2 separate regions of the Homo sapiens genome follow, and region 2 is linked to region 1. A link is an interaction called in ENCODE POLR2A ChIA-PET data of the cell type or tissue named here. Cell type or tissue: Caco-2. All regions are shown on one strand. Links, peaks and the distances in the headings refer to the core of each region. The heading gives the core; the rest is flanking DNA. Region 1 overlaps UBE2L3 (ubiquitin conjugating enzyme E2 L3). Region 2 has its middle 76 kb from the start of VPREB1.

Region 1 (16,381 bases), core at 4,744-12,743:
AACCCCATCTCTACTAAAAATACAAAAATTAGCCAGGCATAGGGGTGCATGCCTGTAGTTCCAGCTACTCGGGAGGCTGAGGCATGAGAATTGCTTGAACAAGTGAGACAGAGGTTGCCGTGAGCCAAGATCACACCATTGTACTCCAACTCCAGCCTGGGCGACAGAGCGAGAACCTATCTTAAAAAAAAAAAAAAAAAAAAAAGGCCGGGCACAGTGGCTCACACCTGTAATTCCAACGCTTCAACACTCTGGGAGGCTGAGGCGGGTGGATCACTTGAGGACAGGAGTTTGAGAGCAGCCTGGCCGACATGGTAAAACACTGTCTCTACTAAAAATACAAAAATTAGCCGGGCATGGTGGTTGACTCCTGTATTCCCAGCTACTTGGGAGGGTGAGGTTGGAGAATCACTGGAATCCGGGAGGTGGAGGTTGTGGTAAGCTGCAATCACACCACTGCACTTGAGCCTGGGTGACAGAGCAAGACTCCGTTTAAAAAAAAAAAAAAAAGGCTGGGTGCAGTGGCTCAAGCCTGTAATCCCAGCACTTTGGGAGGCCGAGGTGGGCGGATCACTTGAGGTCAGGAGTTTGAGAACCAGCCCGGCCAACAAGGTGAAACCTCATCTCTACTAAAAATACAAAAATTAGCTGGGCATGGTGGCGTGCACCTATATATAGTCTCAGCTACTCGGGAGGCTGAGGCAGGAGAATCGCTTGAACCTGGGAAGTGGAGGTTGCAGTGAGCTGAGATCACGCCAGTGCACTCCAGCCTGGGTGCAGACTCCCAGAGTGAGACTCCGTCTCAACAAAATAAAATAAATAAAATAAATCTAGGCCAGGAGCCAGGGGCGGTGGCTCACACCCGTAATCCCAACACTGGGTGGTCAAGGCAGGAGGATCACTTAAGCACAGGAACTCAAGACCAGCCTGGGCAATACAGCAAGACCCTATCTCTACAAAAATAAAAAAATTAAAAAATTAGCCAGGTGTGTTGATGTATGCCTGTGGTCCCAGCTACTCAGGAGGCTGACTTGGGATGACCAGTTGAGTCCAAAAGGTTGAGGCTGCAGTGAGCCATGATGGTGCCACTACACTCCAGCCTGGTCAACAGAGCAAGACCCTGTCTCAAAAAAAGAAAAACTAGAAAAGAAATCCAACAGCACTAGACGACCCTTCCCCCAACAAAATATGTAGGAATCCTCCCATCCAATATTTCCAGCTAAAACTCTTTGGTGCAACCCAGTAATTCCAACTAAAGCTCTTGGTGCAACCCAAATGAGCAGTGTGCAGAATCCTACCAAGTCAGCCTGGTGACTTCCCCCCTCTATGTCTTTCCCCAGGATGTCTTCTGGAAGGATGTCCCTAACTGTCCTGCCTATCACCAGCCCCACATCCCCAACATGCTCATCATTGAAAGCCTCTCTCAAATGCCTGTTCCTCTAAGGAGCTCCCCAAGCCCTGGCTAAAAGGGATGCTCCTTTCTCTCAACAGCCACTACAATGTTTCTGTACAAAATGGATAAACAGAGGCTGGATCAAGAAGAGCTGAGGAGAATCGAATGGCTTTAGAACTGGTGGCCTGAAGTCACCCTGGTGGGAAGTGGGCTGAGAGAGATGTAGTTAGGTACCACATATCAGGGAAGGAACGAATACAGGCTTAAAGACCAAACCTCTAAGGATCCTGGATAGCAAAACCACACCCCAAGTCACAGAATGAAATATTTTAGAGATCCAGTAAAGACCTGGACTTGGTTCCAAACACTTAATTTTTCACCAAGCACAAGGCATGAACCTTAGCAGCAGCATGAAAAACTGACTGGTTTAGCTGACCAATCGTTTGTGCCATGTTTAGCGTCCAGGCCACCCTGAACTATTCAGAGCCAAATGCTGTGTCCAGTTCTGGACACCATACTTTAGAAGACCACATCAAATAAGGGCTGCTCAGGACAAGAACAGCAAGGACCATGTCCTACCAGGAACAATCAAAAGGTCCAGGAACCTATGGCCTAAAGAAATGTGAAGATGACATACATCTGTCTTCAAACGTTAAAAAGTTCACCTGCTGGTTGGACGAAGTGGCTTATGCCAGTAATTCCACATTTTGTTGTTTTTTGTTTGTTTGTTTTGAGACGGAGTCTCGCTCTCCAGGCTGGAGTGTGGAGGCGTGATCTCAGCTCACTCCAACCTCCGCCTCCCAGGCTCAAGTGCTTCTTATGCCTCAGCCTCCTGAGTAGCTGGGGCTACAGGCACGCACCACCATGCCCAGCTCATTTTTGTATTTTTAGTAGAGATGGGGTTTTGCCATGTTGGCCAGGCTGGTCTCCAACTCCTAACCTCAAGGGATCCACCCGCCTCGGCCTCCCAAAGTGCTCCTGTAATCCCAGCACTTTGGGTTGCCGAAGCGGGAAAATCACTTGAGGCCAGGAGTTGGAGACCAGCCTGGGCCACACAGTAAGACCTCATCTCTACAAAAAAATTAAAAAATGAAGCGGAAGGATTGCCTGAGCCCATGATCATGCCACTGCACTCCAGTCTGGGTGACAGAGTGAGACCTTGTCTCAAAAAAATAAAAATAAAATAAAACTTAAAATTTAAAATTTAGGCCGAGGCCGGGTGTGGTGGCTCACGCCTGTAATTCCAGCACTTTGGGAGGCCAAGGCAGGCAGAACACAAGGTCAGGAGTTCAACACCAGCCTGGCCAATATGGTGAAACCCCATCTCTACTAAAAATACAAAAATTAGCCAGGCGTGGTGGTGACACCTGTAGTCCCAGCTACTCGGGAGGCTAAGGCAGAAGAATCGCTTGAACCCGGGAGGTGGAGGTTGCAGTGAGCTGAGATCACCCCACTGCACTCCAGCCTGGGTGACAGAGCGAGACTCTGTCTCAAAAAAAAAAAAAAAAATTTAGGCCAGACACGGTGGCTCATGCCTGTAATCCCAGCACTTTGGGAGGCCAAGGCGGGCGGATCACCTGAGGTCGGGAGTTCGAGACCAGCCTGACCAACATGGAGAAACCCCGTCTCTACTAAAAATACAAAATTAGCCCAGCATGGTGGCACACGCCTGTAATCCCAGCTACTCAGGAGGCTGAGGCAGGAGAATCGCTTGAACCCAGGAGGCAGGAGGTTGCAGTGAGCCAAGATCGCTCCATTGAACTCCGGCCTGGGCAACGAGTGAAACTCCACCTCAGAAGAAAAAAAAAATTAAAATTTAAAAAGTTCACCTGCAAAGGATTCAACCTTCTATATGAGTAAAGAAGAAAGAATTGGGGCCAGTAAGTGTTCACTATCCCAGGCAGCTTTTGACTCAGTGCCAAACTCTTTAATGCTACCTTCACGTGGTCTAAGCCCCCCTGACTCGGGGCAGCAGTCGTCATGTCATTATAGATACTCAAATGGGTGGGGCAGACAGGGCTGCCAGTGGCCAGGGCTGTCAGAAAGAAGCCACCTGCACTGGGCAAGACTGTACTATACACCCTCTTGAGTCTCCTCTGAAGTCAGTGCCAGGAGCAGGTGAACAGACGTGCAGAAGAATAACCAGTGGGGCCAGTCAGGGATGCTTCAGATGTCACAGCAGTACTATGGGCAGCAAGTCTCAATGCAAGGACACTGGTACAATGTAAACAAGCATATTCCATACCACTGTGTCATTTTATATCTGTTAAATGGCAAAAGGCCTGTAGTATCCCTAAAGGAAAGTAAAGCTTAAGGCCACTTTTCTTGGCTGTTGAGGGTGGGTTAAAAGAACTGAGAAACGCTGCTCTAGGAACCTTTAGGTCACAGTGAGGAAAGTCTAGCAGACACCAGTGGAGGGAACAGCTTTGTGGAAGACAGGCTCTGAGATGGGCCTTGAAAGACGGGGGAAGACAGAACTGCTAGAGAACAGGTGTCCATGTGTGGGAAATGTGTATGCAGAGACATGGAGGGCAGAAATCAGTGGGGGCGTTAGGGAAGCAGAAAGGAAACCAGTTTAGCTGCAGTGTTTACCAACTCAGGGCACTCATGATCAGGGCCAGAACTTTCAGCCAGGGTGCATGGCCAAGCCCCTGGGGGCTGTTTAATACCCCTATGCAGAGAGGCAGGGGAAGGGCTTAGATGGGTACAGGGGAGAAGGAAGGAGAGCTGACTGTGCCTAGGCGCCATCTAGGACCTGCTTATTGCATCAGCCTCCAGTACAAGATGGGTACCTTTCTGAGGGGAGTGCTCCCAGATGACTGTGATGTGCAACCCCTGCTCTGCTTAAGAATCACCATATTGAGGGCCGGGCACGGTGGCTCACGCCTGTAATCCCAGCACTTTGGGAGGCTGAGGCAGGTGGAACCTGAGGTCAGGAGTTCAACAGCAGCCTGGCCAACATGGTGAAACCTCGTCTCTACTAAAAATACAAAAATTAACTGGGCGTGGTGGCAAGCGCCTGTAATCCCAGCTACTCGGGTGGCTGAGGCAGGAGAATTACTTGAACCCATGAGGCAGAGGTTGCAGTGAGCCGAGATCGCGCCATTGCACTCCAGGCTGGGCAACAATAGTGAAACTCCGGCTCAAAAAACAAAAAACTACAAAAATTAGCCAGGAGTCATGATGCATGCCTGTAATCCCAGCTACTTGGGAGGCTGAGGTAGGAGAACAGCCTGAACCTGGGAGGCAGAGGTTGCAGTAGACCGAGATTGCACCACTGCACTCCAGCCTGGGTGACAGAGCGAGACTCCATCGCAAAAAAAAAAAACAACAACAAAAAAAAACCCACCACATTCATACCACCCAGTTTCTTGGCAAGGAAAAAACTGGAGCCTTGATGAATGCAGTGTCATTTCTACAGCTAGAAACAAGCTCCTAAAAGGACTAAAACCTCCCACTGAGCTAAGCACATGGAAAAAATCCCTCTGACTACAAGTCTATAAGCACCGAAACCCAGACGTTGTTCTGAACTGTTTTTTTTTTTGTTTGTTTTTTTGTTTTTTTTTTTGAGATGAAGTCTCACTCTGTCACCCAGACTGGAGTGCAGTGGTGCGATCTTGGCTCGCTGCAACCTCCGCCTCCCAGGTTCAAGCGATTCTCCTGCCTCAGCCTCCTGAGTAGCTGGGACTACAGGCAGGTGCCACCATGCCTGGCTAATTATTTTTGTTTTTTTTTTTCAGTAGACATGGGGTTTTGCCATGTTGGCCAGGCTGGTCTGGAACTCCTGACCTCAGGTGATCCACCTGCCTCAGCCTCCCAAAGTGGTGGGATTATAGGCATGAGCTACTGGGCACAGCTTGTTCTGAATTTTTTTTTCTTTTTTTTTTGAGACAGTTACACTATTGTTGCCCAGGTTGGAGTGCAATGTTGTGATCTTGGCTCACCACAACCCCCGCCTCCCAGGTTCAAGTGATTCTCCTGCCTCAGACTCCCGAGCAGCTGGGATTACAGGCGCCCGCCACCATGCCCGGCTAATTTTGTATTTTCAGTAGAGTCAGGGGTTTATTCATGTTGGTCAGGCTGGTCTCGAACTCCCGACCTCAGGTGATCTGCCCATCTAGGCCTCCCAAAGTGCTGGGATTACAAGTGTGAGCCACCGTGCCCAGCCTGAAGGTTTTTTTTTCCTTTAAGTGAACACCGGCCAGCACAGTGGCTCACACCTATAATCCCAGCATTTTGGGAAGTCAAGGTAGGAGGATCGCTTGAGGCCAGGAGTTCAAGACCAGCCTAGGCAACATAGCAAGATCCCATCTCTACAAATAATAAGGATAACAAAATGGCCAGGCATGGTGGCTCAAATCCCAGCACTTTGGGAAGCCAAGGCAGGTGGACTGCTTGAGCCCAGGGGTTTCAGACTAGCCTGGAAAACATGGCAAAACCCCATCTCTACCAAAAAATGCAAAAATTAGCTGTGCATGGTAGTGTTCACCTATAGTCTTCAGCTACTTGGGGGGCTGAGGTGGGAGAATTGTTTGAACCTGGGAGGCAGAGGTTGCAATAAGCCAAGATTGCACCACTGCACTCCAGCCTGGGCAACAGGGTGAGACTCCATCTCAAAAAAAAAAAAAAAAATTAGCCGGGCATGGTGGCACACACCTGTAGTCCCAGCTACCCAAGAGGCTGAGGCAGGACGATCCTTTGAGCCCAGGAATTCGAGGTTATAATGAGTTATAATGAGTTATGATCATGCCACTGCACTCCAGCCTGGGCAACGGAGCAAGACCTTGTCTCTTGAAGAAAAGAGGCCAGGCATGGTGGCTCATGTCTGTAATCCCGGCACTTTGGGAGGCTGAGGCCGGCAGATCATATGAGGTCAGGAGTTCGAGGCCAGCCTGGCCAACATGGTGAAACTCCATCTCTACTAAAAATACAAAAATTAAGTCCGGTACAATGGCTCACACCTGTAATCCCGCATTTTGGGAGGCTGAGGTGGGGGGATCACAAGGTCAGGAGTTCGAGACCAGCCTGAACAACATGGTGAAACCCTGTCTCTACTAAAAATACAAAAAACTTAGCCAGGCATGGTGGCACATGCCTGTAGTCCCAACTACTCGGGAGGCTAAGGCAGGAGAACTGCTTTAACTCAGGAGGCAGAGGCTGCAGTAAGCCGAGATCGCGCCACTGCACTCCAGCCTGGGCAACAGAGTGAGAGTCTATCTCAAAGAAAATAAAAAGAAGAAAGAAAAGAAAAGAGTAATTCCAACAAGAACAGAAAACAAAGAGATGCTGGGAAAGGGGTAGCCATGGCTTGAGAGGAAGTGGTCAATTATAAGGCCATTCTGCACTGTTTACAATTCATAGTCCTGAGATGGGCAAGTGGGGCATATTAGCCCCATTTCACAGATGGTAAAGCCAAGGCTCAGAGATGTCCAAGTCAAAGAACTTGTATAGAGCATGCCCAGGACTAGAACCTGCACTGAAATTGCTCTTTTTTGACTATCTCAGCCACCCAAAGCAGTGAGTTAATGCTCCCATTAGAAACGGACAGAGCAGGTTTTCCTGTTTACTCTGTGGGATCCCAGGAGGGCTTAGCTTGCTCTGGAATAGTATTGACCAATATTTACATCAACAAAAACATGAACATATTCAGTATTTTCCCTAGTCCTGCACAGCTAGTCATTATGTGCCTGTGTTGTGCAAGGAATATTTCTAGGCTCCTACTGCTCAGGCAAAACAAAACCTGGCAGATGGAGCTGGACATCTGAGGAAAGTTACATAAACCTGCCTTAAATCTACCAAATTCCAGTATAACTGGTCTATCAAAGTAAATAATTGTAACAGAAATGCAAACTTTCCAAGCTTGCATAAGACAACCGTTAGCAATGACACTAAAATCATGACTTTTTTTTTTCCCCCTGAGACAGGGTCTTGCTTTGTTGCCGACGCTGGAGTGCAGTGGCATGATCACGGCTCACTGCAGTCTCAACCTCCAGAGCTCAAGTGATCCTCCCACCTCAGCCTTCTGAGAAGCTGCGACTACAGGCATGTGCCAATATGCCCAGTTAATCATTTTATTTTTTGCAGAGACAGGGTCTCACTATGTTGGGCAGACTGGTCTCAAATTCCTAGGCTCAAGTGATCCTCCTGCCTCAGCCTTCCTAAGTGCTGGGATTATAGGCATGAGCCACCGTGCCTGGCCACTAAATCATGACTTAAATGTAATTCAATATACTGAAAATCTAAACATAAGCCTCATGGCCTTCTAATGCAATTCTCTCATTTCAACTAACATTTAGCTAAGGGGGCAGGACCCATGCCAAGACATCATCCCTTCCATAGGTCAGCAGTATGGTAGCTATCTTACATTTAGTTATCATCATAACTAATTACACCTGGGGCTGGGCATGGTGGCTCACGCCTGTAATCCCAGCACTTTGGGAGGCCGAGGCAGGTGGATAACCTGAGGTCAGAAGTTCGAGACCATCCTGGCCAACATGGTGAAACCCCCGTCTCTACTAAAAATACAAAAATTAGCCAGGCGTGGTGGCGGGCACCTGTAGTCCCAGCTACTCGGGAGGCTGAGGCAGGAGAATTGCGTGAACCTGGTAGGCAGAGGTTGCAGTGAGCCGAGATCACACCATTGCACTCCAGCCTGGGTGACAAGAGTGAAACTCCATCTCAAAAAATAAATAAATAAATAAATAAATAAATAAATAAATAAATAATACACTTAGCTATGATCATAACTTTATGAAGTCATCTCATCATCTGCTGGACAAATCAGGGCACTGAGGCTCAAAGGCACAACACTAAGGAGTCAAAGGCAGAAATCTACATCTGAACTCTTACTCTATCACAGCACAGTGCTTCTCAGAGGTTACAGCACACTCCTTCTCAGGTGGTCATTCTAAGAGGACATGACAAAGAAAACACTCAACAGAGGCTTAGAGGAACGCACTGCCCACAACCTCCACAGTAAGCATGGGGGAAGCATGGCCAAAGCTCCAACTCAGCAGGCCTTGACACCAGCTTCTGGCTGCCGGGCCTCATTCCTGGAAGGTGTTTCCGTGTCCATCTGTACATGGGTGTGCCTGGCATTCCTGACCTCCATTACAAACTCCAGAGTCCAGCACCCCCCTACCAGACTGACAGCTCCTTGAGGGCTGGGACACCGACCTCTTCAAGTCTGTCCACAACAGACTCAACCACACAAAGCCTGACACAGGACAAATGGGCACGACGGGAACTGCCTGTGTAAAACTCGTGGAGAATCCTTCAGGAAGCTTAGGTTTTCTTATGCTGACTGTTCTTTTTTTTTTTTTTCTTTCGAGACAGAGTCTTGCTCTGTCACCCAGGCTGGAGTGCAGTGGCGCAATCCCGGCTCACTACAAGCTCCGACTCCCGGGTTCACACCATTCTCCTGCCTCAGCCTCCCGAGTAGCTGGGACTACAGGCGCCCACCACCACGCCCGGCTAATTTTTTTTTGTATTTTTAGTAGAGACAGGGTTTCACTGTGTTAGCCAGGATGGTCTCGATCTCTTGACCTCATGATCCTCCCACCTCAGCCTCCCAAAGTGCTGAGATTACAGGCCTGAGCCACCGTGCCCGGCCGCTGACTGTTCTTAATGAGAGGCGTGCTGGTGTGAAACACTTTTTTATAAGCCATCTCAGACGGGTTCAGAGGCTATTCAACCTCTGAGTTACACCCTCTTCCTCACCGTGAGTCAGGTGGTCTCCTCTCAGAAAGATGGAGCATCACATGAGCCCTGACATTAGCCCATGAGCCCTTTGACATTAGCACCTGCTTTGGTTGCAGATGTGCCTGCTGGGATAAGGGCTGTCAAAAGAGAATGTTCCCCGCTCTGCCTACCTATGCTAGGAAAGTAGGGACAAAATCTGACAAGAAAGTGAAATACAGAAAACTATAATCAACACAGCCCTGGAAGTGTTAAAAACCAAAACAAACAAAACCCAAACAGCCACCGAATCTGAAATGAACCCTCTTCTTCTCCATCTTGTCCCTTCCTCAAGACCAAAAGCAACCATCTAAAAAGCAGGAGCAAGGCCCAGAGAGCAGGGGACCTTGATGTTGGGCCTGGCTCCACCACTGACTTCAGCCTCCTCATCTGTAAACAGAGGCCACTGGTGTCTGCTTTCCAAGATCCCTCACACAGCTCTGGAATTCTAGAGTATGTGTGCAGCAAGGGTCAGAAGGAGAAACTACACAGCCACCAGAAGCAACTTTCTTAACTTTCTGCTTCAAGGTTGAAAGAGAAGACAAGGGCTGGGTGCGGTAGCTCACGCCTGTAATCCCAGCTATTTGGGAGGCTGAGGCAGGCGGATCACCTGAGGTTAGGAGTTCACGACCAGCCTGGCCAACACCATGAAACCCCGTCTCTACTAAAAAATGCAAAAATCAGGCCAGGCACGGTGGCTCACGCCTGTAATACCAGCACTTCGGGAGGCCAAGGTGGGTGGATCATGAAGTCAGGAGATCGAGACCATCCTGGCTAACATGGTGAAACCCCGTTTCTACTAAAAATACAAAAGATTAGCTGGGTGTAGTGGCGAGCGCCTGTAGTCCCAGCTACTCGAGAGGGTGAAGCAGGAGAATGGCGTGAACCCAGGAGGCGGAGCTTTCAGTGAGCCAAGACTGTACCACTGCACTCCAGCCTGGGCAACACAGCGAGACTCCATCTCAAAAAAAAAAAAAAAATTAGCCAGGCATGGTGGCACACGCCTGTAATTCCAGCTACTCAGGAGGCTGAGGCAGGGAGAATTGCTTGAACCCAGAGGTGAAGGTTGCAGTGAGCCAAGATCGTGCCACTGCACTCCAGCTTGGGCGACAGAGCGAGACTGCGTCTCAAAAAAAAAAAAAAAAAAAAGGAAAGAGAAGACAAGAAGCAAGAATATTACATCTGAGACCTCAACTTCTCAATCAAGAGTTGCTTTCGGCCAGGCGCAGTGGCTCACATCTGTAATCCTAGAATTTTGGGAGGCCGAGGTGGGCGGATCACAAGGTCAGGAGTTTGAGACCAGCCTAACCAACATGGTGAAACCCCAGCTCTACTAAAAATACAAAAATTGGGGGCCGGGCATGGTGGCTCACGCCTGTAATCCCAGCACTTTGGGAGACCGAGGCAGGAGGATCATAAGGTCAGGAGATCGAGACCATCCTGACTAACATGGTGAAACCCCGTCTCTACTAAAAATACAAAAAAATTAGCTGGGCATGGTGGCGGGCACTTGTAGTCCTGGCTACTCGGGAGGCTGAGGCAGAAGAATGGCGTGAACCTGGGAGGTGGAGCTTGCAGTGAGCCGAGATCGCACCACTGCACTCCAGCATGGGCGCCAGAGCAAGATTCCATCTCAAAAAAAAAACAAAAAAAAACAAAAATGCAAAAATTAGCCAGGCGTGGTGGCGTGCGCCTGTAATCCCAGCTACTCAGGAGGCTGAGGCAGAAGAATTGCTTGAACCCGGGAGGCGGAGGTTGCAGTGAACCAAGATCACACCATTGTACTCCAGCCTGGGTGAAAGAGCGAGACTCCGCCTCAAAAAAAAAAAAAAAAAAAAGTTGCTTTCAAACCTCCACCCCTGCCCCAGTTCAGCACCTGTGGGAGCCTTCCATAGCACCTATGCTCATCTTTGGACACAGTGACTGTCACACTACACTGGATGTTTACAATATGCAAGGTAAATTTCTGAGATATTAGAAAGACAAATTTTGAGTTCAAGAGCTATTCAATTTTAAGCTGGGCACAGTGGCTCACGCCTGTAATCCTTTGGGAGGCTAAGGTGGGTGGATCGCCTGAGGGCAGGAGTTCGAGACCAGCCTGGGAAATGGAGAAACCCCGTCTCTACTAAAAATACAAAAATCAGCCGGGTATGGTGGCGCATATCTGTAGTTCCAGCTACTCGGGAGGCTGAGGCAGGAGGAATGGCTTGAACATGGGAGGCAGAGGTTGCAGTGAGCTGAGATGGTGCCACTGCACTCCAGCCTGGGTGACAGAGTGAGACTCCGTCTCCAAAAAAAAAAAAAAAAAAAAAAAAAAAAGCTATTCAACTTTGTTGGGAAAAGTAAACTTTTCTCTTTTTTCTTTCGAGAGTCTCGCTCTATCACCCAGGCTGGAGCGCAGTGGCACCATCTCAGCTCACTGCAACCTCCGCCTCCCGGATTCAAGCGATTCTCCTGCCTCAGCCTCCAGAGTAGCTGGGATTACAGGCATGCACCACCACACTCGGCTGATTTTTGTATTTTTTTTTTTTTTTTTTTAGTAGAGATGGGGTTTCGTCATGTTTCCCATGCTGGTCTCCTCAAGTGATCCACCCGCCTTGACCTCTCAAAGTGCTGGGATTCGGATATGAGCCACCACGCCCAGCCAAGTAAACATTTTTCTTTTTCCTTTTCTTTTTTTTTTTTTTTTTTTGAGATGGAGTCTTACTCTGTTGCCCAGGCCAGAGTGCAGTGGCATGATCTTGGCTCACTGCAACCTCTGCCTCCTGGGTTCAAGCAATTCTCCTGCCTCAGCCTCCCGAGTAGCTGGGATTACAGGCACATGCCACCACACCCAGCTAATTTTTTTGTGATTCTAGTAGAGACGGGGTTTCACCATGTTGACCAGGCTGGTCTCGAACTCCTGACCTCAAGTGATCCACCTGCCTTAGCCTCCCAAAGTGCTGGGATTACAGGTGTGAGCTACTGCGCCAAGCCAACATTTTTTGAGACAGAGTCTCACTCTGTCACCCAGGCTGGAGTGCAGTGGCACGATCTCAGCTCGCTGCAACCTCTGCCTCTCAGGTTCAAGCAATTCTTCTGCCTCCCCCTCCCTAGTAGCTGGGATTACAGGCACGCACCACCAGGCCTGGTTAATTTTTGTATTTTTGGTAGAGATGGGTTTTCACCATGTTGGCCAGGATTGTCTCAATCTCCTGACCTCATGATCCGCCCACCTCGGCCTCCCAAGGTGCTAGGATTACAGGCATGAGCCACCGCGCCTGGCCCCCAGCCAACATTTTTAAACAAACATTCACACAGCTGTCTCAGTAACTCTTTCTCCAACCTACAGAATAAGAGAGTACCACAGGTAAGAGAATGGGCTCTCAGTGATGAGGGTATGTCCAGGCAGACTGGCCCCAACCTGTCCCGAAAACACCTTTGCAATACCATCTCCTATCACTCCTCCAAATCCTCCCCTCCTGTCAGGCTGGTCACCTCCCTGCCCTGGAACATGTCTTGGTTATTCCCAATAATATCTACAAGTAGCTCACACTTACTATATGCCAGGCACTCTTCTAAGCAGTTGGTATATATTAACTCATTTAACCTTCACACACGGACGAAGTAACTAAGGCACAGAGAGGTAAAGTAACTTGCCCAGGGTCACTCAGCTAAGACATGGCAGGCCCAGGATTGAAACTCCAGAACCTGAGCTTTTAACTGCTATGCTGTAGTCTTCCTCTAAACAGCTTTGCTCTGAGCAAAAGCCCCTTCCTCCCTTTCTTATAGGGGTGGGGGGCTTGGGGAGGTTAGGCTTATTTATGTCCCCCAAGAACAGGCATGATGAAGCTGGCCACAGGAGATACATGCAAAGCCCTTTCTGAGTGAGTGGCATGCCACTTCTCCTGGATAGCTGTAGCATCCAGGAGATATGTAGATCTGGCCCCTCAACCTAAAGGCTATGGCATCTCTGCCACCTGTCCTTAAATCCATCAGCACTGCCCTCAGTGACCCCTCTATAGAGAGGTAGCTCACCCTCCAAGGCTGGCCTGGCAGAGGGAGGTCTCCTAGCTCTGGAGGAACCAGGTGCACTGGACATGCCAATCTGGGGTAAAATCAAGCCAATGCCTCAACACTTCTGGAAAGCATCTCAGGGGCTGGCCTAACTAAAACCCAAAGCGGGACGGCACAAGGTCAGACGCAAGCAGCACTGGGGAGTAGGCAGATGGTCTCTGGGGCTCCTCAAAGCATTTCCCATAGGCACTGCCCACAGCCCTCCTGAGGGATGAGAGAGACTCAACCTCACTGGCCACCCAGTCCGTCTTCTTCAACTGCTGAAACCCTACTCGTGCTTAAAGGGCCAGGCCAAGTTCGACCTCCTCCTCAGTGTCAGAGGGGGTCTTTCCCTCTCCTGCAAGCCATTATTCAGGTGGCAGACATCTAGCACACAGTGGCCAGCCCAGGATTTCTTTGTTCCAGGTACGTGCCATTTTTCTCCTTTGTTGAGCTCCTCAAGGGCAGAGGAATTGCCCCTTGAGCTGAGTCTCAAAGGTCAAAAAGTTACCCTGGTACAGAGAAGAGACAGGGATGCCAATCACGAGATCCAGAGTGTGTGTGCAAAGCATGCTGTTTTTAGGGGACTCAACGGGCAAGTGGGGAGAGACAAGGCTGGTGAGACAAGACCTTGAAGGAAAAAGCTAAGGAATGTGCACTTGTAATCCAGAGTCCCAGCCTCATCCTCACCCTACTAAATTCTGCTCCAATCTCTGAGAGCAGGGCCTGCTCATGTGCACTTCTCTACTGCACACCACACCATACACTACTCTGATGCACTGCTGGTTAGGAGTAGTGTGGGACAGAGAGTGCGCTGACCAGTAAGGAGTTTAGATGAACCATTAAGGAGCTCGATGCAGGTGTCTACCACAAACAGGGATGGCCTGAACTGAGGCAGTGGGAGTGGCAGTGGCATTGGGAGTGGGAGTGGGGATGGAGAGAAGACAGGCAGAGAAGAGAGACTGAAGGCATAGTTCAGCAGAATCCGCCAGGTGACTAGACAAGGGAGGAAGAGCCGAGAAGGGCTCCGCTGGCGTTTTTTCCTTGAGCAACTGAGTAGACAAGTGAACCATTAACTAAGGTGGGACAGGAGGAGATGCATGGGGCCAGAGGGAGAGAGTCACAGGAGGAGCTAAGACTCAGATGCCTACAGATCTATGTGCCGTTCCCAAGAAAACTCTGGAAGTGGTTGGAGTCTGGCTCAGGAGGAACGTCTCTGTGGCTCTCTAATGTGCACAGTGTGTGCAGTGTGTGTGCAGTGTGAAGCTGCAAAGAAATGTGGCTCTCACATTTACTGCTGTAGCAAAGAATATAGAAATATCTTAAACGTAATAAATGTTCCAATAAAATGAGAATACTTTCAAGTGTCCTCTTATAATAAAATTTTAAAGCAACAGTCTCCTAATTTAGAGTTTTAACAAGATCAGAAAAGGCCCCAGTACCCTGAGACAAGAGTTTTTGTCTCAGGGTTTTCTTTTTTTTTTTTTTTTTTTGAGACGGAGTCTCGCACTGGAATGCAATGACACAATCTTGGCTCACCGCAACCTCTGCCTCCCGGGTTCAAGCAATTCTCCTGCCTCAGCCTCCCGAGTAGCTGGGATTACAGGCACCCACCACCACGCCCAGCTAATTTTTTGGATTTTTAGTAGAGACGGGGGTTTCACTATGTTGGCCAGGCTGGTCTCGAACTCCTGACCTCATGATCCGCCCACCTCGGCCTCCCAAAGAGCTGGGATTACAGGTGTGAGTCACCACGCCTGGCCTGCCTCAGAGTTTTCTAGTAAATACCTTAAAAGGTCCCAAATGTTGCAATAATTGAGTATACTCCTTCCCATCACCTGTCCCAAACATTTACAAAGAATACCATTAAGGGAGGCTGAAACAGTCCCAACTTACTGGAATGCATGAATTTAGAAAAAAAGACGCAACGTTTTTCTCAATTCACAAAGCCTCAGTGGATTCAGGACATTTACACTGGCATAACATCACATATAAAACTCCCCTCACCTCCTGAAACATGTGACATACTCATTGCTCTATCTCCTTAATCACCCAACCTCAGAATCTAAACCTATACTCAAAAGCAAACTACCTCACTGCTTAATACAACGAAACCCAAGGAATGAACTTTTAGAGGTTCCTCCTACTATGACTATGAACTGGGAGAAAATATAACAATATGAAGTTCTGAGTGAACATTTTTAAATAGCATTAGGCTGGGCGCAGTGGCTCACACCTGTAATCCCAGCACTTCGGGAGGCCTCGGCGGGCAGATCACCTGAGGTTAGGAGTTAGAGACCAGCATGGCAAACATGGTGAAACCTCCTTTCTAATACAAAATTAGCAGGGAGTGGTGGTGCACACCTATAGTATCAGCTACTTGGGAGGCTGAGGCAGGAGAATCGCTTGAACCTGGGAGGCAGAGGTTGTAGTGCACAGAGATCGTGCCATCGCGCTGAAGCCTGGGCAACAAGAGTGAAACTCCTTAACTCAACAGTTATGTCATGATAAGTAATAAGACATTACACACACACCCCTCTAAATCCACAGATTTCCCCTCTGAGAAAAGCCCTTCTGGGAAGCTACTCAACAGGAGGGCCCTTAGGGGAAATGTGTGCAGTGTGAAGCTGCAAAGAAATGATCAGATGGCAATCAGTTGCCTAAGCCACACATAAAGGTTTCACTTTTGGCTTTTGCAGCAATTTCCCCATCCTGATTGAAGCAATGGTTACAATCTGGTTGTAGCCAACAATGCTAAATTAGCTGCTTGCAAATTAAAATGTACTTAATGTTTTATTAACACTGTAATTCCTAAAAAGGCTTCTAAAAGAGGTTAAGCCTCCTGGCAAGTGCTTTTGAAATAAAAGACTTTATCATACTCACTTTGCCTAAAATAACTTCTCAGTGTAGTATATGTAAATCACTCTACTTTTAATAATGTGTTTTACACTATCTGCAGACAGTCCATTGTTACAAAGAAATCTTTGCTGTGGAATGTCCTAGAAAACATTTTTAACAGAAATCTAAAGTTCTTTAAGATGTAATTAATTTGATCATTCAACATTTGCTAGATTGCTATGCCTAAGGCACTGTTCCATGCACTAAGCCCCAACTTTTCACCAACGAAAATCACTTTATTACCACCCTATGTACTGAAAAGACTGTTTATCAACTTGTATCAATAATTTTTCTTCCTTTAAAAGAAAAAAAAAACAG
Region 2 (16,381 bases), core at 2,894-10,893, 740 kb before region 1:
CCAGGAGACAGGATGTAGGAGGGGGAAGTGGTTTCCATAGTTCTCATGTGGCATCTTGTTTGTGTATTGCCTATTTAAAACCAAGAGAATAAAACAAAATTGTTGAATAATGGCGAGAAGTGAGTATAATCGCATGAGATGCAAGTAGGGCTGAGCATCACTGGAGAGAGAAGATCAAATGCCTACAGGACTCGACGCTGTTAGGGGCCCCAGAAAATGTATTGATTTTTTAAAATTCAGATTAAAAGGAATATAGGCTACCCTGGATTCTATATGTGTATATACAAATGCAGGAATGGGCATGAAAGGCAAAATGGCTAGGGGCCCTCAAAGGTACTGATGAGCCCTTTATGGGATGAGATGTCATTCAGCAACAACAGGGAGAATCTCAAAAAGTGTGCGGAGTGAAAGAAGCCTCAACAAATGGCAAGAGAATGTTTGTGAACACTGATACCTTCCAGAAAATGGAAACCAAACACTAATGACAGAGGAGGATCTGTGGCTTCCCGGGAGGGCATTGGGGTAGAAAGGGAGATGACAAAGGGTCATGAGGAGCTGCTGGGGTTGGTCACAGCTTGCATAGCTCGGTGGTGGTGATGCTTTCAAGGATCCAGAAACATGCCAAAATGGGTGTCATGGTATATTATAAATATAGGTGTTTTCTCGTATGGACATTATTCCTCCTTGGAAAGGGTTTTATTAAAAAGAGTAGGCTGGGGAGGAAAGAAGCCAAGCGATTCACCCTGAGGAGCAGGGACAGAAAGCCAACAGTCGGAACTTCCAGAAATCAGGAAATGAGGTTGATGGAGACACAGGTTCTGCATCAGGTTTGTGATGACAGTTGGACCTGACACCTCAGCCCAGGACTTCACTGCAGAGACCCTGTGTCCCAAGGTACAAAGAGATGGATGTTCTGGTCCCTGGAGGCCCTGTTCCTAGGAAGGAGCTGCTGTGCATGATTCTCAGAACAGAAAAAAAGAGAAGCCTCTACTCTGAGGCAGGGCCCTGGATGCCCCTGGACCATGGGGGAAGCTGCAGCAGCAGAAGCCACAGGCCACGCCTGAGCAGTAGCAGCTGAGCGCTCACCCTCCTGGTAGAGGAGGAAGGGGGTTCTTCTCTCACCTCCCCCTGGGCCTGGAGCACTGTGTGAGCATTCAGGCTGTTATCCCATGCTTTGCAGTAATAATCAGCCTCATCCTCAGACTGGAGTCCAGTGATGGCCAGGGAGGCTGAGGTGCCAGACTTGGAGCCAGAGAATTGGTCAGGGACCCCTGAGGGCCGATTGCTGTTACCATAGATGAGGAGTTTGGGGGCTGTTCCTGGAAGCTGCTGGTACCAATGTACAACATAACCCGCCCCAATGTTGGAGCTGCTCCCAGTGCAGGAGATGGTGACCCTCTGCCCTGGGGCCCCAGACACTGAGGGCGGCTGCGTCAGCACAGACTGGGCCCAGGACCCTGGAAGTGGGAGAGACACAGGCATCATGATTCTGCTTCTAGAGACAAGAGGAGAAAGCAAGAATCCATAGGCTTCCCAGGGACCCTCCCCTCGATCTGCATCCAGTCACCTGTGCAGTGAGCGAGGAGAGTGAGGAGGAGAGAAGACCAGGCCATGCTGGAGATTGTCCTGAGTGCTGCCTCCTGTGCCCACAGCTGAAGCAGAGCTTCCCCAAATCTCTCCCTGCCCCTCTTCATACTCTGAGAGTGGGAATCCCTACCTTGTGCAGCTGACCCTGATGAAAACACAGGCATAGGAAGGGCACAGGAGTCCTCAATTCCACCCCCTTAATCCCTGGGGCAGAGACCAGAGAAGTCCCTGCTGCACTCCAGGGTCTGAGAAGAGATCTCCACTTGGTGGGATCACAGGGGAAGAAGGAAGAAGGGACTCCAGGAGAACTAAGGTCATATGGGCATGACCTGAAGATTCCTGGGGTTCGGGTGAAGATGTAGGGAAGTCCACCAAGTAGATACAGATGTATAACATTAGATAAATAACAGGATCTAGGAGAACTGGACTCCCGGGAAGGAGAGATTGTGATTGAGAAAGACACCCTGGCAGGGCAAGTCCTCAGAAATCCAAGAAGTCCAGGAGCTTGTTCACTGGTTGGGCCTGATCTGCTGGGGCTACTGGAGAGGAAGGCAGGGAGGAGCCACGTGTCAGCAGGAGAGGTGAGGAGAGGGGGAGAACATGAGCAGAAGAAGAGGAGATGCCACTTTAGGACAGCCTGGATGGGAGGTGTGCGATGGGAATGTCCACATGTACAGGAATATTTCTAGATATGTCATATAAATGGGATCAAGTTAATTTTTAGATTGCTGTGAGAGAAGAAGACAAATTCAAACTATCTTGCTATTATTCTAAAAGGCGGTGTATCTTCAGCAAAGGAAATTTGCTTCACAGGTGCTATCCTGGTGGACTGTAAGCACTGGGTTTTACAAAGGCTTTTTTACATTTCTTTTACCATCATACTGCTTTTTTTTTCAGAAATATATATACCAATTAAAATTGTTGACATGTTAATACTACATTTTTTTGAAAGTTATGCACTTACCTTTTTGAAACATATACTCTGAACCTTTCAGACGTTATTCATTGAGAAGACCAAGAACATTCACTACCTAATGTATTCATGCTGTTGTTTCTGAGGAGTAAACTCTTGAAGAACTGGAATTAATTTTCTTAGATCTTGGAGTAATTCTTTATTTTTTTTTTTTGAGACGGAGTCTCGCTCTGTTGCCCAGGCTGGAGTGCAGAGACATGATCTCGGCTCCCTGCAAGCTCCACTTCCCGGGTTCACGCTGTTCTCCTGCCTCAGCCTCCTCAGTAGCTGGGACTACAAGTGCCCACCACCATGCCTGGCTAATTTTTTGTATTTTTAGTAGAGATGGGTTTTCACCATGTTAGCCAGGATGGTCTCGATCTCCTGATCTCGTGACCTGTCTACCTTGGACTCCCAAAGTGCTAGGATTACAGGCATGAGCCACCACGCCTGGCCAGATCTTGGAGTAATTCTTAAGAGATAATGAAACTTTTCTTTGCTAACCCTGTATTTATCTAAGGAACTCTTCCATCTCTCTTTTTTGTGACAATGGGGGGTAGATACATGATTAGCATCATTAGCTGCTGAGGGAAAATGAGCCATGACCGGGAATGAGAACAGAAGAGTATAGAATTTTGGAAATCAAATAGCTCTAGACCTGAGCAAATAACATGAAATCATTTAGTAGAGGCGGCACTTTCTAGAAGGACACTGAGAAGGAAAATCTAAGGTTGAGTGAACTAGGAGAGTTCAGTTATCCCTTTAATAATGGGCTTTGTGTCCTGAAGGGGCAGGGTCAGAGCTGAATCAAAGCCAGGTTGCTGCTGATCCCAGACCCTGTGACCAGGACCCAGGGAAGACTCTCAGCAGTGATACGGCTGACCTGGCGGAGCAGCCACCTTGAGATGAGAGCAGAAGGAGGCTCCCTACACAGTGCATGGACAGAGGGGGAGGTGCAGGTGCTGTCCCGAGTCTGGTCCTCACTTGAAAGAGGGGCAGATGGAGGACAGGTGCCGAGGTGATGGTAATCAGTGGCTTCTAGTGTGGCTTCTTGAACTTCTTCCCCTCCAACTTTTTTTTTTCTCCTCTGGGCTTAGGAGGCCAACATGAGGGTGTTTATCTGCTTCCTGTCTCTCTGGAGGCTACCTGATTCTCCTATCAATGCCTTCTTGATGAGCATGGATGTGTCTTGGCCCAGAATTGATGTGTGAAAAGAATATCAGAAAGGCCAGAGAGCCCACGATGGAGATTTGTGAGTCAGAGACTCTCTTGCCTGTGTCCCAGCCCAGCTTTCAGTTTTCACAAGACAATACCCATCACGAACTGAAGATGAGGGTGGAGGGTAGAGTGATTCACACAGGGGGGCTACTTAGGCAGAGCTCCTGGTCTTTTTCCTTTTCCTGTCATGTCTGGACCTCAGATCTCCCAGCCATGAGTTCAGCATGTAAGTGTCCCCAGCTGCAATGCTAGGGACAGGCAGTGTGTGGCCCAAACCCATAAGGTAGGCTCCCTGGTCCACATGATGCTGTCATGGGAGATGGCATGAATGATTTAGTCTGGTTGTCCTGAAGGCTGAGATTCCTCACCAGTGGGTCAGGGAGGGCAGATCTTTCTCATTCTGGAACTTTTTTTTTGTGAGGATGTCATATATAAAACTGGAGAGTCATTTTGTTTCCAAATAGGAATTCAGCCAGGGGACAAGAGAGGTTATGGAGAACTAACATCTTATATATCTCAGAGATAAGTTTTCTTCTCCACGTTGCCATGTGGAGAGGAAAAAGTCCTGTGACACCTTTGAACAAGGCTGGGGAGCTGTTGTCTAAGTTTTCATTGTGACAATGAGCTCAAGCCTTCCTGCAGCCCCCTTGCACTTGAAGGACCCCCCAGCAGTGTGATCACTGTGCCCCACTCAGGTCCTAAGGCCAGCCTTGAGCCTCTCCCCTCACCCAGGCTTCAGTACCTCCTCCCCAGACACTGGTGCTGAATCTGACCACTCTCTCCCGGTGACTAGAGCTGGTCCCATGGCCTTCACACTGCCTACCTCCTTGTCCATCTTCTCTGAAGCATCTGGAGTTTTCCTCACAAACTTACCTCAGACTGTCTCCTCCTTGTCCAGCCCTCTAGTGGCTCCTCTACCCTCCCCCATGCAAGCTCTCCTCCCCTCACTGTGCGATGCCACCTTATCACATCAATATTCTAACTTGATTCTCTTTTCCACGAGATGGTGCCAGCTAGAATATTCTAGGCTTATCTATCAGCCTTCATCCATTTTGGTATCAGTGCTGGGTTCGGCTACGAGGGCAAAAATCTTAGATGTCAGAGTCTGGGAGCTCAGTACAATCAAATTCCCTTGAAAGCCCCCAGTTCTATTGGCCTGAGAGTGAGGCTCAGCCTCCCCTCAATGCCTGAGTGGGCAATAATCCTCTACGAATTCTTATCTGAGGAAAGGAACCTCTTCAAAGCCTTTTTTTTTTTTTTTTAGCCTATTCTTACCCAAACTGGAACACACGAAGAAATGAGTAGATGGCTCAGGAGATCTGGTCCACCATCTGGGCCTCAGTTTATGCCACCCGTCCTCACTTCAGTAAGAGGGTCCTCACTATTTTCTGGTCCCAGACACCTCCACCACCTCCCTCCACCATCTGGGGGGACTGGCTGGCTCCGCTGCCTGGTATAATGCCTGGGCCTCCCCTCGTCCTTGGTGGCTGCCTCCTTGGTGTTTCTGTAGAAAGAGAAAGCCAGGGGAGGCTGGGAAAGGGGAGAGAGGGGAGCCCTGAGTAGATTCCTGATTTCTAACTCTTTCTTCTCCTCACTGGGGCGCTAAGAGGTGAGGAGCAGTTTGCAAGGGGTGGGGTTGGTGCCCTCTAACCCAGTCCTGGGCACACAGAAATAACTGTTTCTACAGATTCAGAGACAGCCCTTACAGAGTTTGGAAACAATGCCTGGGATGGAGGCCCTGGGCTGAGCAAGGTCCTCAAGTAGCCCTGAGCCCTCACCTGGCCATAGCTACAGTGAGGAGAGTGATGGGAGGAGGGTGAGGGAAGGAGTCCAGGTCTTGGGGAGCACCTCTGCTCCCTCAGGTCTCTAGTGAAGCTCAAAGGCCCACACCCCCTCCCCCACTCCCTCCCTCCCCACACCATGGGCAGGCACAGGAAGGACTGTGAAGACACAGCTGGACCTGCCACCTCAGCCCAGGATGTCAGTGCAGAGACCCTGTGTCCCAAGCTGCAGGAGCAGGATATTCTCATTCCTGGAGTCCCTGTTCCTGACTCTGAGGACAAAAGTGGTGGAGCCTCCACTCCTAGGCAGGGCCCTGGCTGCCCCGTGGCCCATGGGAGAACCTGCAGCAGCAGAAGCTACAGGTCAGGCGTGAGCAGCAGCTGGCGGCACTCACCCTCCTGGGGGAGGAAGAAGGGGGTTCTTGTCTCAGTTCCCCATTGGGCTGGAGCACTGTGCCAGCACTCAGGCTGCTATCCCATGTTCCGCAGTAATAATCGGCCTCGTCCCCAGTCTGGAGTCCGGTGATGCCCAGGGTGGCTGACGTGCCAGACTTGGAGCCAGAGAATCGGTCAGGAATCCCTGAGGGTCGCTTATTATTGTCATAAATGAGGAGTTTGGGGGCTGTTCCTGGGAGCTGCTGGTACCAGGATACATAATTATTCCCAATGTTGGAGCTGCTTCCAGAGCAGGAGATGGTGACCTTCTGTCCTGGGGCCGCAGACACTGAGGGCGGCTGCGTCAACACAGACTGGGCCCAGGACCCTGGAAGCAGGAGAGACACAGACACGGTGATTCTTGGTCTAGAGAGAGAAGGAGAAAGCAGGGCCTCATGGGCTTCCTGGACCCCTCCCCTGACCCTGTGTCTGGGCACCTGTGCAGTGAATGAGAAGGGTGAGGAGGAGAGGGGAGCAGGTCATGATGAAGATTGTCCCGAGTCCTGCCTTCTGCGCTCACAGCTGAAGCAGAGCTTCCCCAAGTCTCTCCCTGCCCCTCTTTATACTCTGAGAGAAGGAGGGTCCATCCATGCAAATCAGACCCTCCAGCTTTCTGATCCCACCCTGGGCCCTGGGTCAAGCTCCTCTGCCTGAGGATGTCAGAGAGTGCCAGGGGTGGGGCTGTGTGGTCCCAGGGGGTGGAGAGTTGACATCTGTGAGCCCTAAGCATAGGGCACCAAGCAGGACAGGTGGCGCTGGTCCTGCTCTCATCACACCCAGTCTTCTCAGGAATGGTGCGCAGGCGCCCCCTAGTGTCCATGGTGCGACATTGTACACCACCATTGTATGACAAGGTGACCAGAGCCTCTCAGAGACACCCCTGCCTCCCCGTTGTTCTGTCCATGGCCCCCTCCATCAGGGCCAGGCCAGGCAGCCCCCTGAGTCTTTTCTTCGTGACCTCAGGGCAGACTTCACATTCTACTGGGTTCCTCAGGGGTGAATCTGTCCATGTCTCCTTGGCTGTTCACTGTATAGGACTCAGGTGGTGACTACACAAAGTCCTGTTATGGCAGAATGAAATCGAGAGCACTGACCAGCCCCATGGACTCATTTCCTCACCTGTGGGGACACCGGGTCCTCTCTTGTCGTGTGGCTGCTCCCTGGTGGCCAGAGCTGTCCTTCCTCTGTGGATTCTGCAGTGCTGGGTCAATAGGGAGCTCTTCCCTCCAGGATGGCTGGGGCACATTCTCAGAGGGTTATGCTGGTAAATCTTTGTTCTGTCTCTTCTTTTCCAGACTTGCAGTCATAGTCATCTGGATCCTGTGACCAGGGATCTCACCTAGGAGTCTGTTCTCCATCACTGAATGCCAGTCTGCAGGAGATCCTGGCGAATGACTTTGCAGTGTTTTGCTAAAGAGCAAAACAAGCAAATATGCTCCGTATTTGAAGATGGAAGAATTAAAACTTTAGCTTGTTTAGACCACAGTCTGCACTCAGGTGAGCCTGACACATGGTAGCTTTTAGGATCAACCATTCCAACTAGGATGTTTAGGAAATAATACTGTTCAAAATCACTAATGAGTGTTTTCAGCATGTCCTAAAGATGAGAGAAATTATTCATCTTTGATGTGTAATGAAACCTAGAAGATGATACATTAAAAACAATAAACTGAAGAAAAAAGATAACCGTATTTATTAAAATGAAACAAATTATGTGTATGACTGCAAGAGTTCTGGCATGATGCATCTTGGACTCAACAAATCTTTGTTTGGGGAATCCCATGTGGTTGGAGAACAGCAGGATAGTTATTTACTCTGGTGAGTCTGTCACCAGGCAGTTGTAGTACCATGAGGTTTTACATGCACCATTTAAACAATGTACTAGGCCGGGCACTGTGGCTCACGCCTGTCATCCCAGCACTTTGGGAGGCTGAAGTGAGTGGATCACTTGAGGTTGGGAGTTTGAGACCAGCCAGGTCAACATGATGAAACCCCATCTTGGGCCGGGTGCAGTGGCTCACACCTGTAATCCCAGCACTTTGGGAGGCCAAGGCGGGTGGATCACGAGGTCAAGAGATCAAGACCATTCTGGCCAACATGTTGAAACCCCATCTCCACTAAAAAATACAAAAAATTAGCCGGGCATGGCGGCGGGTGCCTGTAGTCCCAGCTACTTGGGAGGCTGAGGCAGGAGAAGGGCATGAACCCAGAAGACAGAGCTTGCAGTGAGCCGAGATCATGCCACTGCACTCCAGCTTGGGCAACAGAGCGAGACTCCATCTCAAAAAAAAAAGAATGGTCTCTTTACGCAAGAATGATGGATGTGGATTTTGTGTTTAAGTCTTGAAAAAAGAGTCAGTGACCTCGAAATCTCTTGAAAGAATATGCAGAAAGCTTCCTGTGCACTCTCCTAGAGTCACCTAGTTCCTGAATTTTGAGAAGCAAGTGATAGGTCACTCGGGCCTTCAATGGGGAAAGTGATGTTCAGAACCATGTCACCTCAGGTGTACACTGCAGGTGACAACACAGTCTCAACCCAGCCATCCCCCATCCCACACCAGCTGCAGCAACATTCTCTACACTCTCACATAAAAAGGGTTATCTGGGGCCAGGCACGGTGGCTCATGCCTGTAATCCCAGCAGTTTGAGAGGCCAAGGTGGGCGGATCACAAGGTCAAGAGATCAAGACCAAACACGGTGAAACCCCGTTGCCACAAGGAAAAAAAAAAATTAGCCGGGCATGGTGGCACATGCCTGTAGTCCCAGCTACTAGGGAGGCTGAGGCAGGAGAATCACTTCAACCGGGAGGCAGAGGTTGCAGTGAGCCAAGATCGCGCCACTGCACTGCATCCTGGGCGACAGAGCGAGACTCCTGCTCAAAAAAAAAAAAAAAAAAAAGGGTTATCTGGGCTGGGCGCATTGGCTCACGCCAGTAATCCCAGCACTTCAGGAGGCCGAGGCGGGCAGATCACCGGAGATCAGGTGTTCGAGACCAGCCTGACCAACATGGAGAAACCCCATCTCTACTAAAAATACAAAAATTAGCCAGGCGTGGTGGCACATGCCTGTAATCCCAGCTACTCGGGAGGCTGAGGCAGGAGAATCGCTTGAACCCAGGAGGTGGAGGTTGTGGTGAGCCGAGATCCAAGATCATGCCATTGCACTCCAGCCTGGGCAACAAGAGTGAAACTCTGCCTCAAAAAAAAAAAAAAAAAAAAAGGATTATCTGTGCATTTACTCAGGTCTTCTTTAAGACCTGTGTCTAAACAATGTTTTAGGACTTCTAGTGTGTAAAACAACAATTTTTGTCATACTTATCCTAAAGTATTTCATGCTTTATGCTATTCTCAATGTATTGACTTTTCAATTACTGATGGTTCGTTACTGACAAAGAGAATACAATTCCCATCTGCATCCCTGTATTGTATCCCAAGGCTCATATTAAAACTCTCAGACCAGCAGCATCTCTGAGTCACTTCTAGACTCTGAGCTGAGATGAACCCCAACCCAGCCCTCTTGCCTTCTTCAATGTCAACACTGAGAGATTTTACCCCTGAGCAAGGGATGTCTGCCTGTGAAATGCGAGCAAGGTAGGACTTTGTTAGACCTACTTCTCCGTGGGAGCTCCAGTGCTGTCGATGAGACAACAGATGTCACCCCCTGAGCTAGATTTGGTCAGAGCCACCAGCAGGGGTGATTTCACTAGACCAGGAGAGTAGAGGGGAGGGTTTTGTCTTACTTCCTCATGGGTCTGGAGCACTGTGTGAGTCTTAGAGTTGCTGTGCCATGTACCACAGTAATAGTCAGCCTCATCCTCAGGCTGGAGCCCAGAGATACGCAGAATCCCTGCATTGGCTGATGCATCGTTGGATCCAGAGAAGCGGCTGGGAACTCCAGAGCCTTGGCCCTTATTGGAGTCTGAGTGGTAGTACAGGAGATACCGGGGAGGGTTCCCTGGCTTTTGTTGGTACCACCTTATCCAGAAGTCCCCAACACTGAAGCCACTGCTCAGCATGCAGGTGAGTCTGACTGATGCTCCAGAAGATGCAGAATGGGAAGATGGCTGAGTCAGCACAGGCTGGGAGAGGGAACCTGAAAACACAGACATCATGGGTGATAAGGCAGTTCCCAGGGTAAAGCTTCTTGTAGGTCTGAGCCACAGGGGATGGTGTAGGTTGGACACTGAGACTCAGTTTATAAGGACTTTCCCTACCTGTGCAGTGAGAGAGGAGCACGAGAAGGAGAAGAGTCCAGGCCATGGTGGACACAGCCCCTGAGCCCTAACAGTGGGCCTGAGCTGCCCCAGGTCTCCTCTTCTTCTCCATCCTCTGCCAGAGGAGGGGCTGCTCATGCAAATATGTTTCCATCCAAGGACTGCCCAGCCCCTCCCTGAGCCCTGGAGCTGAAGCTTAGCTCACACTCCAGACTGAGGAGGAGGAAGGTTTGGTTTCCCCCTCGGGAGGGCCCTGGGAGGAAGCACCTGCCGAGACCATACACAGGTCTCTGCTTAGGGGACTCTGCCAGGCCAGAGAGGACACAGCTCCTGAGTCCCCATCATTGAGCACAGGGCACAGGTTCCTTGGAGTGAATGGTTCTTACTAAGCAGCTGTGTAGGGACCATAGGGCAGTCCTGCAGCATCCCCTGATGGTTGCAAGGCACACACCTCCTGATATAGTGTGGATGTGTGTCCTCTCTCAATCTCCTGTTGAAACGTAATCCCCAATGTTGCATGTGGCACCTGGTGGGAGGTGGTTGGGTCATTGAAGCGGATTCCGCGAGGCTTGGTGCTGTCCTCATGACAGTGAGTGAGTTCTTGCAAGATCTGATTGTTTAGATGTGTGGAACCTCCTGCCTTACTCTCTTTCTTGCTCCCACCCTGCCATGAGAGATGTCTGCTCCCACTTCATGTTCCACCAAGTAAAATCCCCTTGAGGTGTCCTCAGAAGCCAAGCAAATGGAGGCACCATGACTCTTGTACAGCCTGCAGAACCATAAGCCAATTCAACCTCTTTTGTTTGTAAATTTCCCAACAAATTTCTTTGTAGCAATGCAACAATGTCCTAACACAGATAATTGGTAAATAAAGTATGGCTAAAAGATACCTGATAGTACAAAAGCAGCTGTGGAACTCAGTCATGGCCAGAGGTTGGAAGGGTTTGGGGGGCTCAGGAGAAGACAGTGTGAAAGGAAAACAAATCTTGGGACCCCACTCAACCTGGGAACTGCTTAGAGCAAACCTGCCTCCCAGTCTATTGAAAGTCTCCCCTCTGCTCACTGAGAGAAACACATATCTGATTGCCTCCTTTTGGAGAGGCTCATCAGAAGCTCAAAAGAATGCAACCATGTGTCTCTTATCTATCTAAGACTGGAAGCCCCTTCCCCACTTCAAGTTGTCCTGCCTTCACCTGGAGCTGTTCCACCTTTCCAGACTGAACTGATGTACATCTTACACATGTTGATTGATGTCTCATGTCTGCCTAAAATGCATAAAACCAAGCGGTACCCCTACCATCTTGGACACATGTCATCAGGATCTCCTGAGGCTGTGTCACAGATGTGCCTCCTCAACCTTGGCAAAATAAGCTTTCTGAGTTAACTGAGACTTGTGTCCAATTTTGGGGGTTCACAACAGGAAGATTAGAAAATGCTTCAGACTTTATAGAGACTGGTTAAATGGTTGTGATCAAAATGCTGATGGTGTTAGGAACAATGAAGCATAGGCTGTCAACATCTCAGACGGAAAGTGAGTAACTTATTGGGAACTGGGGCAAGTATCTCCCATGTTATGCCTTAGGAAAGAGTTTGGCTGAATTCTATTCATGTTCTAGGAATCTGTGGAAGTTGGAACTTCAGAACAATCATTTAGAGTATCTGGCAGAAGAAATTTCTAGGCAGAAAGAGTTCAAGAGGTGGCCTGGCTGTGTCTACAGCCTATACTCAGATGTGAGATCAAAGAAATGACTTTAATTTGGAATTTATATTTAAAAGGAAAGCAGAGCATAGAAGATTGAAAAATTTTCAGCTTGACTATGTGGCAGAAAATAACATCCCCTCTTCCTGAAAAGAATCCAAGTGGGCTGCGAAACAATCACTTGCTAGAGGTATTTGCGTAACTAAAGAGGAGCCAAGTGTTGATAGCCAAGACAATGGGAAAAAGACCTCAAAGGCATTTCAGATATCTCTGAGGCAGCCTCTCACATTACAGGTCCTGAGGCCTAGGTGAACTGAATGGCTTGCTGGGTCTGGCCTAGGGCCCCACAGTCCTGTGCAACCTCATGGCTGATTCAGCTCCAGCCTTGGCTCAAGAGGCTCCAGATAATGCTATGCCACAGTTTTGGGGAGCAAAAGCCATGTTAAGCCTTGGAAGCTTCCATGTGGTGTTAAACCTGCAGGAGTACAGAATGCAAGAGTGCTGGAGCCTCAACAACCTCCACCTAGATTTCAGAGGATGTATGGAAAAGCCTGGGTGCTAAGGCAGAAGCCTGTTGTGGGGGCAGAACCCTCCCACAGAACCTCTACTAGGTCAGTGTGGAGGGGAAATGTGGGGTTGGAGGCCCCAGACCGAGTCCCCACTGGGGCACTGCCTAGTGGAGGTGTGGGAAGGAGGTCACTGTCCTCTGTATTCCAGAATGGTAGATCTACTGGCAGATTGTATCCTACACCTGGAAAAGCTGCAGGCACTTAACAGCCTATGAGAGTAGCCACAGGGGCCGAACCCTGCGTAGCCAAATGGGTAGAACTGCCCTCAGCCTTGGTAGCTTGCCCTTTACATCAGTGTGCCCTGGATGTGGGAGACGGAGTCAAAAAAAGATTATTTTGGAGCTTTAACATTTAATGAATGCCCTGCGGGGTTTCAAACTTCCATGACATCTGTAGCCCTTTTTTTATGGCAGTTTTTTCTCTCTTGGAATGGGAATATTTACCCAATGTCTGTACTACCAGTGTATTTTGGAAGTAAATAACTTGTTTTTTATTTTACTGGCCTATAGGTGAAAGGGACTTGCCTTAACTCAAATGAGACTCTGAACTGTGGACTTCGACTGAGTTGATGCTGGAATGAGTTAAGAGTTTTGGGGATTGTTAGGAAGACATTATTGTATTTTGCCATGTGAGAAGAACATGAGACTTTAGAGACCAGGGGAATAATGGTATAGTTTGGATGCTAAACTAAATCTCATGTTGAAATGTAATTCACAAGGTTGGAAGTGGGACCTTGTGGGAGGTACTTGGGTCATGAGAGAGTATCCTTCTTGGGTTGGTTTTCACCTTATGATAGTGAGTTTTCATGGGATTTGGTTGTTCAAATTTGTGACACCTTTCCTACCCACTCTCTATCCTGCTCCTGTTCTGCCATGTGAGATGCCTGCTCCTACTTCATCTTCTGCCGTGAGTAAAAACTCCTTGAGGCATCCCAGAAAAGGAGCAGATGCCAGCACCAAGCTTCCTGTACAGCCCACAGAACTGTGAGTCAATTCAACATTTCTTTGTAAATTTCTTTGTAAATCATCCAGTCTCAGAGATTTCTTTATAGTAATTCAAGAATGGCCTTACACACCTCCCCATGGTGCAGAGACCTGAGAGCCCAGCTGTCTTGTTTGCCAGGCATTGTCTTGGTTCACACATAGAGGATCTGACTTCTAGACACATTGATGATATTATGGTGTGTAGATTATGGTGGAATTTCTCACTGCTAGATGGAGTGCAGATCTAGGTGAGGTGCTTACATGCATGGTAATAATGACTTAGGGGGTTAGCATCCCCAGAGAAGATGTTGCAAACATCACATTTCTTCACTGATATATGATTTAGAATATACACACAGTGTTAGTGTCTCATCTCTTTTGTTCTAAGCAATACACTCCAACTACTCCATACTGAAGCAGAGCACAGGTGCCCTGGAGTCTCCACCCCACCCAGGGATCCTCCAGCAGAAGTGCGTGTGCCCCTGCATACCTGCAAGTCCCATATCCAGACCTAGTGTTCAGGGCCGTGGGATAACAGCCAAAAATAGGAAATCATTTTACTCATCAATGGAAAAATGGTGACACAGTCATATAATGGAACTCAACAATGACGATAAATCAATGTCTGCCATAGACAAGAACATGGATGTGTTCTGTAATACTGAACCAAAGAAGCCAGGCTAAACAGAATGTGCTGTATTTTATAGAAGTCAAAACCAGGCAGAACAAATCTACATCAGGAACTGGGAAAGTAGCTATTCTGTGGGTTGGGGCAGCAGTGCCTGGGAGAGGCCACAGGGCGAGGCTACTGCTTGGTCCAGGGCGTGGCAGCCTGGTGTGCTACAGTTCATCTAGATGCACACTTATGATTCGGGCACTCTTCTGTGTGGACATTAACATTTCAATAAAAAGCTTATTAAAACATTAAAACTTTCAGAAAAATCCACATTGCTTCAGTAGAAATTAGCACATTAACGTTTAAAAAATACATGTATACGGTGGGGGAAAAAATAGTTCAAAAGAGTACCCAGTGAAAAGTTTAAGAGGGAGTGATGCCAGCAAGGGGCTGATCAATAGCCCCTTGCACTCATCCCCTGACAAAGACAGCCAAAGCAGCAAACATCTATATTTTGATGAAAGTCACTAAAAGAGAGCCCCAGAGTGCATCAAGGAGTAGCAGAAATCCAGCAGAGCACAGAAAACCAGGACGGTCACATAAAGGAGGGAAGGAAACATCTGGCCCCCACCACCCATTCCCCCAGAGGGATCAGCCTGAAGCAGAGGGGATGTCTCCCTGCAGGGATAAGGAAGCAAGAGGGGCCCAGTAGCCCCAGCACTCCCCTCAGAGAAGGAACTGACATTGTGCCCCACCCCCATGGACCAGCTGCTGCTGCAACGTGCCCTCCTGGACCTGGACCACTTCGGGAGCATGTCCCACCCAGGGTGAGCTGCCACCGCACCCTTCTTCCATCCTCAGGCTTTGTTGCTCTATATCACACCCACCTAGTGGCCCACCACCCCCGAGCCGCTGTTACACTGTCTTAGGCCATTTAGTGTGGCTGTAACAGAATACTTGAGACTCGGGGTAACTTATTTTATAAAAAAGGTTTATTTGGCTCACCCTGCTTGTGTCTGAAAAGTCCGAGATTGGGCAGCACAACTGGCGAGGGTCTTGTGCTGCTTCATCTCATAGGGAAAGTGGAAGGGGAAACAGGTGTATGCAAGGGGCTCACATGGCAAGAGAGGAAACACGAGAGTCTAGGAAGCTGAACTCACTCTGATAACAATCCACTCCTGGTAACTAATCCAGTCCCATGAAAAGGCATTAATCTATTCATAAAGGATCTGCCCTGTGACCCAAATACCTCCCACTAGGCCCCACCTCCCACACCACCACATTTGGAATCAAATTTCAAATGGATGAAATTTCAAATGGCTGGTGGGAACAAATGATGTCCACATCACAGCATACACCCCACCTGCAGGGCCACGCTGCTGTGCCCCTCCCCTCCCAGCTGCCATTGCGCCCTGCCCCTTGGAGCCTGAGCTGACTTGGTGCCCTGCTTTCCAGGGAATCAGTGCCTTAGCCAGTCTGAGCAGTCACACCCCCCACTGCATGAGAGCTGAAGCGCTGCCCTGCTTCACAGGGAATCAGTGTCTTGGCTGAGCTGAGCAGCCACACCTGCCAGGGATGAGCCAACATGGCACCCCCATATCCCAGGAAAACGGCATTGGCTGAACTGGGGTACCTTGCCCTTCAGGACAAACAACTGTAGAACCCTGCTTCCTTGGAACTGGACTAGCTCTGGAGAATCTGAGTTGCCCAGGCACCTGCCTCCCCAGGGAGAGAAGTAGTTGCTGCACTGGTCCCTGCCCCCGAGGGCCCAAGCCACAGTAGTGCTCCACCATTCTGGGGTCCTTGCTGATGCTGCGCCTGGCCTCACAGAGACAGAGATGCTGCTGTGTCCCACCACTGCAGGGTCCAGAGTCACTATCATGTCACTCCCATGTCCAGAGTCACTCCCATCCCCTGGGAGTTTACTTCTTAAACTCTTCGAAAAAACAGAGCGAGAGGAAATAATTCCAAACACATTTTACCAGGCCAGTATCACCTTAATACCTAAGCCAAACCAAAACACACACACACACACACACACACACACACACACACACACACACACCAAACAAACAAAAACTACAGGTCAACTTCTCCAATAAATTAAACACTGATGCAAACATCCTAAAAAAATTTTAGCAAATAGAATTCAACAACATATCAAAAACATTATACATCGTGTTTAAGTGGGATTTATCCCTGGCATGCAAGGCTGATTTAAAATATGTAAATCAATCAATGGGATATATCACATTAACAAAATGAAAGATAAAACGATATGGTCACCTCAATTGATGCAGTAAAAGCATTTAACAAAGTTCAGCAACG

The links. Peaks named below come from ENCODE experiments on the same cell type or tissue, not always from the same donor. Only the 100,000 strongest peaks of a DNase experiment are listed, where the experiment ranks them.
Region 2: POLR2A ChIA-PET joins it to region 1 with 9 read pairs; 1 of 35 experiments calls an interaction of 5 or more read pairs at or near these places.

Annotation. Positions count from the first base shown.
Region 1 is chr22:21,570,700-21,587,080 of GRCh38, reverse strand. All of the region lies in intron 1 of UBE2L3 (ubiquitin conjugating enzyme E2 L3), which reads right to left. Among named protein-coding and RNA genes, the nearest start is that of UBE2L3, 11 kb to the right of the region's middle. In Caco-2, for the core only: no CTCF peak of the experiment used is centred there; a DNase peak (open chromatin) is centred at 8,480.
Region 2 is chr22:22,312,583-22,328,963 of GRCh38, reverse strand. It overlaps IGL, the pseudogene BMS1P20, IGLV5-52, IGLV1-51 and IGLV1-50. Among named protein-coding and RNA genes, the nearest start is that of VPREB1, 76 kb to the right of the region's middle. In Caco-2, for the core only: a CTCF peak has its summit at 6,766 (motif pointing left); a DNase peak (open chromatin) is centred at 6,753.